Linked DNA regions of Homo sapiens: regions 2 and 3 are each linked to region 1. A link is a contact called in ENCODE Hi-C data. All regions are on one chromosome and are shown on one strand. The core of a region is the stretch at or near the end of the contact, and the rest is flanking DNA. Distances in the headings are between cores, read along the strand shown.

Region 1 (2,574 bases), core at 39-2,538:
TTTAGTAGGGTAACAACTATTGGTAACTTTCTCTTGTTCGATATTAGTGTAAAGGACTCCACAGAAATAAGAACAAAAAGGGTAGAGTTAAAAACCGAATTTTACAGGTAGCAATAACCTGGACTCAGGTAAAAGTGCGTGATGAAGAATTGATCAAAGGGCCTTCATCCTAGCTTTCAACTATTCTACCAATCCTCAGTAGACTTGATGGGGGTTAGAATGGTATTCCCTGGCATATGCTTTTAAAACAAAATCATTTCAGGCAAAAGAAAAGTCTAGCACCCAGGATAGTACACATACTAGGCAGGATTAATCTTAATAATTACTTGTTGAATCAAGAAGTTGTACATTTCAGATGAAAATTTTAATTTCCTAGGAAACACCGACTTACATTGAACAAAATTTTCATTTGCTATTATTCTGGACTCACCGAGAGCTCAAGATTCTAGTTTTTATCTTCACTTATTTCAAAAACCTTATGCGGTAGGAATTATCCCCAAAGTAATGAAAAAAAGGAATGAGCTTTAAAAGCGGTTGAGTAAACTGCCTAAAGTTAACAGTTTCTAAAGTAAAGAAGCAGCTGAGATTTGAACTTGCTTTTTAGGGCTCAAAAATCCAAGCTGTCTGAGCTTCACTAAAGCATGTACCACTACTTGTCTCCCTAAACTGTCTGATACACAGAACATTTATTAAATTTTAAGGATTTTTGTTTTTGTCTTCTATGTTGCCAGTCCTTCCATTTCACATTACCTCCTTTGCTGGGTAAGCTATATACCCTCAATACAACGAGAATGGTGTCAGAGTACAAGCCTTAAGAACAGAAAATTTCTTTTACTCCGTACGCCAGAGGTCTGGCGCCACCACCACAAGCGACAAACACAGGCTGGGGTCCAGAAACGCTGCCGACCGCGCCCAGATCTCAAGTTTTAGTCAAGGCCCACGTTCAGACTAGGAGAGGGGAGAAGAGAGGGTTCTCTTTCCCCACACCCTCGCCACGGTGGAAGCACAGAGGAGAAGGTTGGAGTCGCAGTAACAGTGCAAACAATAAACCCGAAAGCCCCTCTTAAGCCCGTTAAACGCACTTACTTGATTGAAGTAATTCCAGGACGCTAGGCCGGCACCGGCAACGGAAAAGGCTTCTCTGTCCTCCAGCCCAGGCGCTGGTGCTGACGACATCTGGACTGCGCCGCAGAGAGTGAAGGCCCAGCGCGAGGCCGCGAGCCCAGCGCCCAGAGCGCGCGCTCACGAAAGGAGCGGGGCATCCCAACGGCGCCACCTTTAAGCGTCACGGGTGGGGCTGCAGCTTCTGGACCTAGGACTTTGAACATGTCGCGCCTGAAGCGGATAGCGGGGCAGGATCTCCGCGCTGGTTTCAAAGCAGGTGGAAGAGACTGCGGTACCTCGGTACCCCAAGGGCTGTTGAAGGCAGCGAGGAAGAGCGGCCAGTTAAACCTGTCGGGTAGAAACCTCAGTGAAGGTAAGACCCAGAGGTACGACCCTATTGTGTCTCCTGTCAGAAAGCCTTTGGCCCAGGCAACCTCCCTTTTCTCTGGGCTGGCTTTGGCCCCCTTTCTCAGACTGCTAGCCAGAATTTCTGTGCTCTAATCTAATCCCTGTGCTCATTTCGACCGGTTTGGTTAGCCCAGTTCAGTTCCTTCCCAGGTTCCCGCAATCTCTGTTAAAGGGACCCTGCTAAAAATACGGTCTAAATTTAAACGGGGCGCTTTCTGGGATTCCCACATTCTGTGGGATAAGCAACATAATATGTGACGAAACCAGCTATCAAATCACGGGCAAATCTTTTGTTTCTTTGGCCCTTATTTTCCTCCTCTTATTGTAATCTTCAAGGGCAATTACCAAAGCTAAAATTATATGTTTTATCGGCCCCTTTGTGAACCTGCACTGTTCCCTGCCGAGACGCTCTTCTGTATGCAGCTGTGCAGAGTTCTACTTACAAGGAATAATGAGTATATTTTCTAAGTTGAAGATCAGGATAGATGCCACACAGAGTGTTTGAATGTGGGGACATCCTGAGAAACCTGTTAAAGACCAAGAAGCACAAATCTGGGTACCATGAATGAATGGCCAGATGCTCTTCTGATTGTCGTGTGTGTGTGTGTGTGTGTGTGTGTGTAAGAGAGAGAGGGAGGGGAATGGAGAGATGGAGAAATAGAGCATTTTTCCTGTAATGTTTTTCTTCATTTATATTTAGGTTTTAAGACTGATTAAAACCTTCCATTTTCCTTCTAATGATTGCTTTCTTATTGTGACATGTATAAAGTAGATTAGGCAAGCAAATGCTTCTGAATGAATGAAAAGACACAGAATCCTTACTCCACCTAAAAGAGTTTTTGATCAATGGGAACATACTCATTTTCAAACTACAGTTGTGCATATATATATATCTACTTGGTTTCCCCAAAACCTGAAACATTTTTCTCTAAACTTGCATACCTATCATGCTAACATTCTGTTCTCTTACCTGTTTAATTTTTTAACAGCATTTATCACTATCAGAATTTATATCATTTATGTTTTTTGTTTTCTCTGCCCTCCAACCAAAAGGTTAATATC
Region 2 (2,574 bases), core at 32-2,531, 7.6 Mb before region 1:
GCCTCAAAAAAAAAAAAAAAAGAAAAAAGAAAAAATATTATGACAAACCTCTATTTTTGCATTCTAACTACCTCATTCTTTTTCATTTAATATTACTGAGGAAGTTGATTCCAAACCTAATCATTATTCATTGAAAAACTAAAGAAAAAAAAACAAAAAACTAGTCATTTCATTTGCTTTCAGAAGCATAATAAAAATAAACATGAAGGGGGTTTCATGATTATTCAAATTTATAGACGGAATCTATAAAACATAACCAAAAATATTGTCCTGTGTGATATTACTTGCTCCTCTACATTCCAACTACTGGGGAATTAAAAATAAGTGTCATAAACAGTTTCTTAGACATCTTAAAATTCTATCCTGCAACTTTGACTTTATAATCCAACAGGAAGGAAAGTCTGAAGTATCAAAAAGAAAATTGACGTGAAGCACAAATCTATATAACCTAACTCTGACACTTTGAACAGAGCAAACATGTTTAGCTGCAATAACAACAACAATAAAACAACAATAATAAAGGTTTCAAAGTCCTGTGCAAAAACAAGCTGAGTCTTCCCTCTGGAAAATAGATAATTTAACAACTTTACAGAAGGACCTGACACCACAATACTCCCGTGCTAAATTATTCTCTTAAAGCACCTGCAAAGCAGAGTAATCTTTCACATCCAAAAGCCACTCCCTGCTCAAAACCACCCGCATCCAAGCCGAACCTGAGACCTCACCAGCTGCCCTACCTCCAGCGCGCTCTCCCCCGACCCCACAGCAGCCCCTCGCGGAGCTCTCCTCTGCTGTCTTCCTTTTTCTTTGCCAAGAACACCAGAAAAGGGGGTCCCTCCAGCTCGGCCGTCCAGACCCTTCCTCTGGCTCAGAGCAGTGGCGAGCCCATCCCAATTCCGCGCTTCCTTTGCAGGCCTCCCTCTGGCGTGGGGACCCTCCTGCTTTCCTATGCAAGTACTAACCAGGCCCGACCCTGCTTAGCTTCTGAGATGAGACGAGGTCGGGGGTGTTCAGGGTGGCACGGCCGTAGACCCTCTGGCTTTCCGCCGCTCCACCTGGCACTCCGAGAGCTAACGCCAGCGATGGAGTCCGCGCCACCCCTGCCCCGAGGCCTCTGCCCCAACTGCGTGGCCGCTCAACTCTCCGCTTCCTCCCGCCCGCCTCTCCACCCCACCCCGCCCCTGGCCCTGTACCTGGAGCTCCAGGCCAGGTACAGCTGGCCTGCCCACGCCAGCTTCCCAGCTGATGCCTGGCGCTGAGCAGCAGTCTGACATGGAGAAGGCGGAGTCCTTCCGGGGTCAGGAGTGCGAAGGTGGAGAGAAAGTGGAGGGGGCCTTCCAGGCTTTCTGCGTGAGGGACTACGTGTGAAGCAGCTCCCGCCATTTTTGTTTAGGGTAGAGGCTCCTTCCTCGTCAAGTGGATGCAAAAACTATATTCGAAGAATTGCATCCTTTTACAAACCGGTAAAAAAAAAAAAAAAAAACTAGTATTGTAGTTCGTAACCTGTCGGGGGATCTAGAACGGTTGTCAATCTGGTAAAAATTATGGAGGGTTTCCCCTGGAAAAAAAAAAATGTGTATACACATGCTCATTACATTAAAGAAAAAAAAGTTACACAATTTCAAAACCCTGAAAACAAGATTAAGAACTTCTACCACAGGCCCTCAGCCCTCAGATGAATGAGTGTTAAGAGGCATTCCAATCCGGTATAGATGATGCATTTATTATTGATTTCATGTCCTCTTTACCTTTTTTTCTGTGTTTCCCACTGAATTAGGCAACCGAAGAATATTGAATGTGGCAATTTATTGGCAGAGTAGTCACCTCTCTCAGGTTCTAATACATAGTAAACTAATAGGGGGCCGGGTTAGGAAAAAATAACAACAACAAAACCCAAGGTACTGTTTCTACGTTCAGTCTTCAGTCAAAACATTCCATCAGAACTGCAGATTTAGGCGGGGCACGGTGGCTGAAGCCTGTAATCCCAGCACTTTGGCGGGCCAAGGCGGGCAGATCACTTGAGGTCAGGAGTTCAAGACCAGCCTGGCCAACATGGCGAAACCCCATCTCTACTAAAAGTACAAAAATTAGCCAGGCACCTGCCTGTAATCCCAGCTACTCGGGAGGCTGAGGCAGGAAAATCGCTTGAACCCGGGAGGCGGAGGTTGTGTGAGCCCAGATAGTGCTACTGCACCCCAACCTGGGTGACTAGAGTGAGACTCTGTCTCAAAACAAAAAACAAAACAAAACAAAACAAAACAAAAAAACTGCAGATTTAAGAATTCCAGTTGCTGAGCATATTTGTGGTGAAAAGCCAAAATAATTCTGTTTTCAAAATTCCCATTTAACCAAATGGAAAATAGAATAGTAGTACCAATTTATGATATTATTAGATTAATAATAACTAACGATCCACAGACTGGGTTTTATGTGAAAATATTTTGCACTTATAGGGTAAATGGAGCTCTTGAGACTTGAAGAACCTGAAATTTGTAAGGCTATTTTCATTTATTTTCCCAATTTCCTCCTCTTTCCCATTTCCCACAGCTTCCAAACATTCAACGTAATGAGAAT
Region 3 (2,574 bases), core at 32-2,531, 7.6 Mb before region 1:
GGCCTCCCAAAATGCTGGGATTACAGGTGTGAGGCTCTGTGCCCGGCTGGAGACAACTTTTCATCTCCTAACGGCATCTTTTTTTTTTTTTCCCAGAGAATATCTCACTTTGTCACCCAGGCTGAAGTGCAGTGGCACAATCATGGCTCACTGCAACCTCAAACTCCTGGTCTCAAGTGATCCTCCACTCTTAGCCTCTTGAGTAGCTGGGACTACAGGTGCCTGTCACCATGCCTGGCGAATTTTTGTATTTTTAGTAGAAATGGGGTTTCGCCATGTTGCCCAGGCTAGTCTCGAACTCAAGTGATTCACCCGCCTCGGCCTCCCAAAGTGCTGGGATTACAGGCATGAACCATGGCGCCTGCCTGTGAAACTTCTATTCTGTGAAATTTCTATTCTCCTCAGTGAACCGAGGATAGGCAATCATTTGTGGTGCAAATTGAGGCCTGAGTGTCAATCCCTACCTAGAATTTTGTATCATGGTTAATTTATTTCATTTTTACCATAAAAATAAGTAGAAGCTTTTATATTTTCTACCTATTCCAATGGAGACTGAGCATCTTGCATGATACTTTGGTACATGCTCCCATTTTGGAGACCAAAAAGTCAGATGTCATGAGACAGATTGAAACTGGCAATTTTAACAATTTTTTATTAATATAACCTTTTTTATTCATAGATTTGAACCTCAATCGAGTGCATTTTAACAGTTACATAATTAGAAGGCAGGACTCCTTCCATGCTCCAGGCATTAAGCAGATACTAAGGTTTCAATAAATATTTGATTTGATCCTCTTGATTTTAGCCTAAGGAGAAAATGGTGAGATAAATTTCTTCTTTGCATAGGTGGAAAAGGGAAACATAATTGCTTTCAGAGAATCTAGGTCCTAAGAAGTTGGGGGAAGAAAGATGAAAGGAGGAAATACAATGTTGAATTGGGATAAGTTAAGTCTAATATTTCTTTGCTCAAGTTTGGAAACCTGAGGCCCTTCAGTGGCCAGCCTTAATGCAGTTTTTGTAATGCATCGAGACAAGACCTTATAATGGTCGTAGTGTGTGACTGTGAAAGAGAAGGAGAAAACATGTGAAAAACGAAAAAAAAAAAGCTCACAGCCTCAAACTGCTGCACATACCCTGTACAGTTAGTTTGCAGTCAGAGTAGGGAGCCGGCCTGGGTCCCCGCACCTGGGCCTGGCTCCCGTGGCCCCGCCCCTGGGGCGGGCTCCCATCGAGGCTCCGCCCCCACCTCCCCTATCGCCGGAGACGCCTGCGGCGGCCCCGGAGACACCGGAAGGAGCCGCGGCTGCTGCGGGAAGTGGCCAGTTCAGGAGGCGGACCCCCCGAGGGCAGCGCTGCGGGGCCGTTTTCCGGCCCTCCTGACGCGACACTGCCCCTCTCCGAGAGCTGAGAAGGAAAAGAGGAGCTTGCGGAGGTGCGGCTGCAGGCCGTTGTTGGTCGAGCTGGCGGGTCCCGCGGGCCAGGCCGTGGAGGTGAGCGCGGCGCTGCTGGGAGGGGCGCGGGGCCCAAGGGCGTTTCGCTCGCGTCCGGGGTCCGGTCTCTGTTCTCGCTTCCGCGCGCTGGGGTTGCGGCCGCTGCAGCAGCCTCTTTTTCTTGGTCCTGGGTGGCGGCGGGTTCGCGGGCGGGAAGAAGGCCTTGGCCCCTCGGTGCTCTGCGTTGCAGAGATAATCTAGTGGTCGCCCTGTCAACGGTCGGTGGAGGATGGGAACCGGTCGTTGATTTGAGGAAGGGTCCTCAGGGGTTCTTCCCTGGAAGCGGGAGGTGCAGGTGAGCCCGAGAAGCGGGGGCTCTGCTCCCTTCCTCGGTCTCCCCACTCAGGCTTGCCAGTCCCTCTCAGTGGGTGACTGAAAGCCCTGCAGCGCGCCGGCTCCTGGGTTCTGGTTTCGCTTTTCGGCGCTGTTGAGGGGGCCGGCCCCGTTGTTTGTTGTTGTGAACGGAAAAACCGAGGTGTCATCGTCCCTGGAATTTTTCTTCGACCAATGTTTGATCTTGACTGAGAGGTTACCCCTTACCTTCTGTCCATCTGCAGCCTTTGTTTGGATGAAAGATCCATAGTGTGTGGTTTCCCAGACCTTTACTTATATTTCTCGTATACAAAACGCTCTTCATTTGAATATTTACAGGGTTTTACGTTGAGCTCTTGGACGATGAGATTTTCCTGGGTGTTTTGCACTCAAGTACCGTTGGAGTTTACATTCTCATAGAATCAGTATTAGGCCTGGAAAATTGAGCCAGAGGGTGAAATTCTGGCAGGAGCATAGACTTAAATTGAAGGTGAATTTTACCGTAACGATCTCTAGGCCTTTTGCTTAATAACTATGTGGATGTAGAGAATTTTTAAGTTTAATCAGATTATTTTTCCTTTAAGAAAAACGTGTTACAAAAAGTAACAAGGCCGTCCTAGTTCCGTTTTTCCTACTGTCTTATTTGGAAAGGTCTGACCAAGTCACATTATCGTCATAGGCTATTTGATTTGAGCATAATACAAATATTGTTAGTGAATTCATACTATTATAAATAAGAGAGAAAATAGGAATCTTAAAGACAATGCTAGTT

What was found. A loop is a pair of places that touch in the nucleus more often than their neighbours do. Pooled maps may share reads with other maps.
Region 2: a loop to region 1 is called in a pooled map, with 10 times the contacts of the local background. The contact joins the promoter of MIGA1 here to the promoter of LRRC40 in region 1. A Hi-C loop is called at or near these places in 4 of 50 pooled maps.
Region 3: a pooled map shows a loop between it and region 1 (9-fold over the local background). The contact joins the promoter of USP33 here to the promoter of LRRC40 in region 1. A Hi-C loop is called at or near these places in 2 of 50 pooled maps.

What each region holds. Positions count from the first base shown.
Region 1 is chr1:70,204,293-70,206,866 of GRCh38, reverse strand. LRRC40 (leucine rich repeat containing 40) reads left to right here and starts at 1,288. Exons shown (of 15, transcript NM_017768.5): 1 at 1,288-1,477. The coding sequence starts at 1,327. It also overlaps a transcript of SRSF11 not described here. RefSeq lists enhancers at 1,065-1,374, 1,635-1,694.
Region 2 is chr1:77,778,356-77,780,929 of GRCh38, reverse strand. It overlaps MIGA1 (mitoguardin 1), which reads right to left and starts at 1,281. Exons shown (of 16, transcript NM_001416120.1): 1 at 1,194-1,281. It also overlaps the pseudogene RNA5SP21. RefSeq lists an enhancer at 1,305-1,394.
Region 3 is chr1:77,758,559-77,761,132 of GRCh38, reverse strand. USP33 (ubiquitin specific peptidase 33) reads left to right here and starts at 1,281. Exons shown (of 24, transcript NM_201624.3): 1 at 1,281-1,490. RefSeq lists a silencer at 1,092-1,371.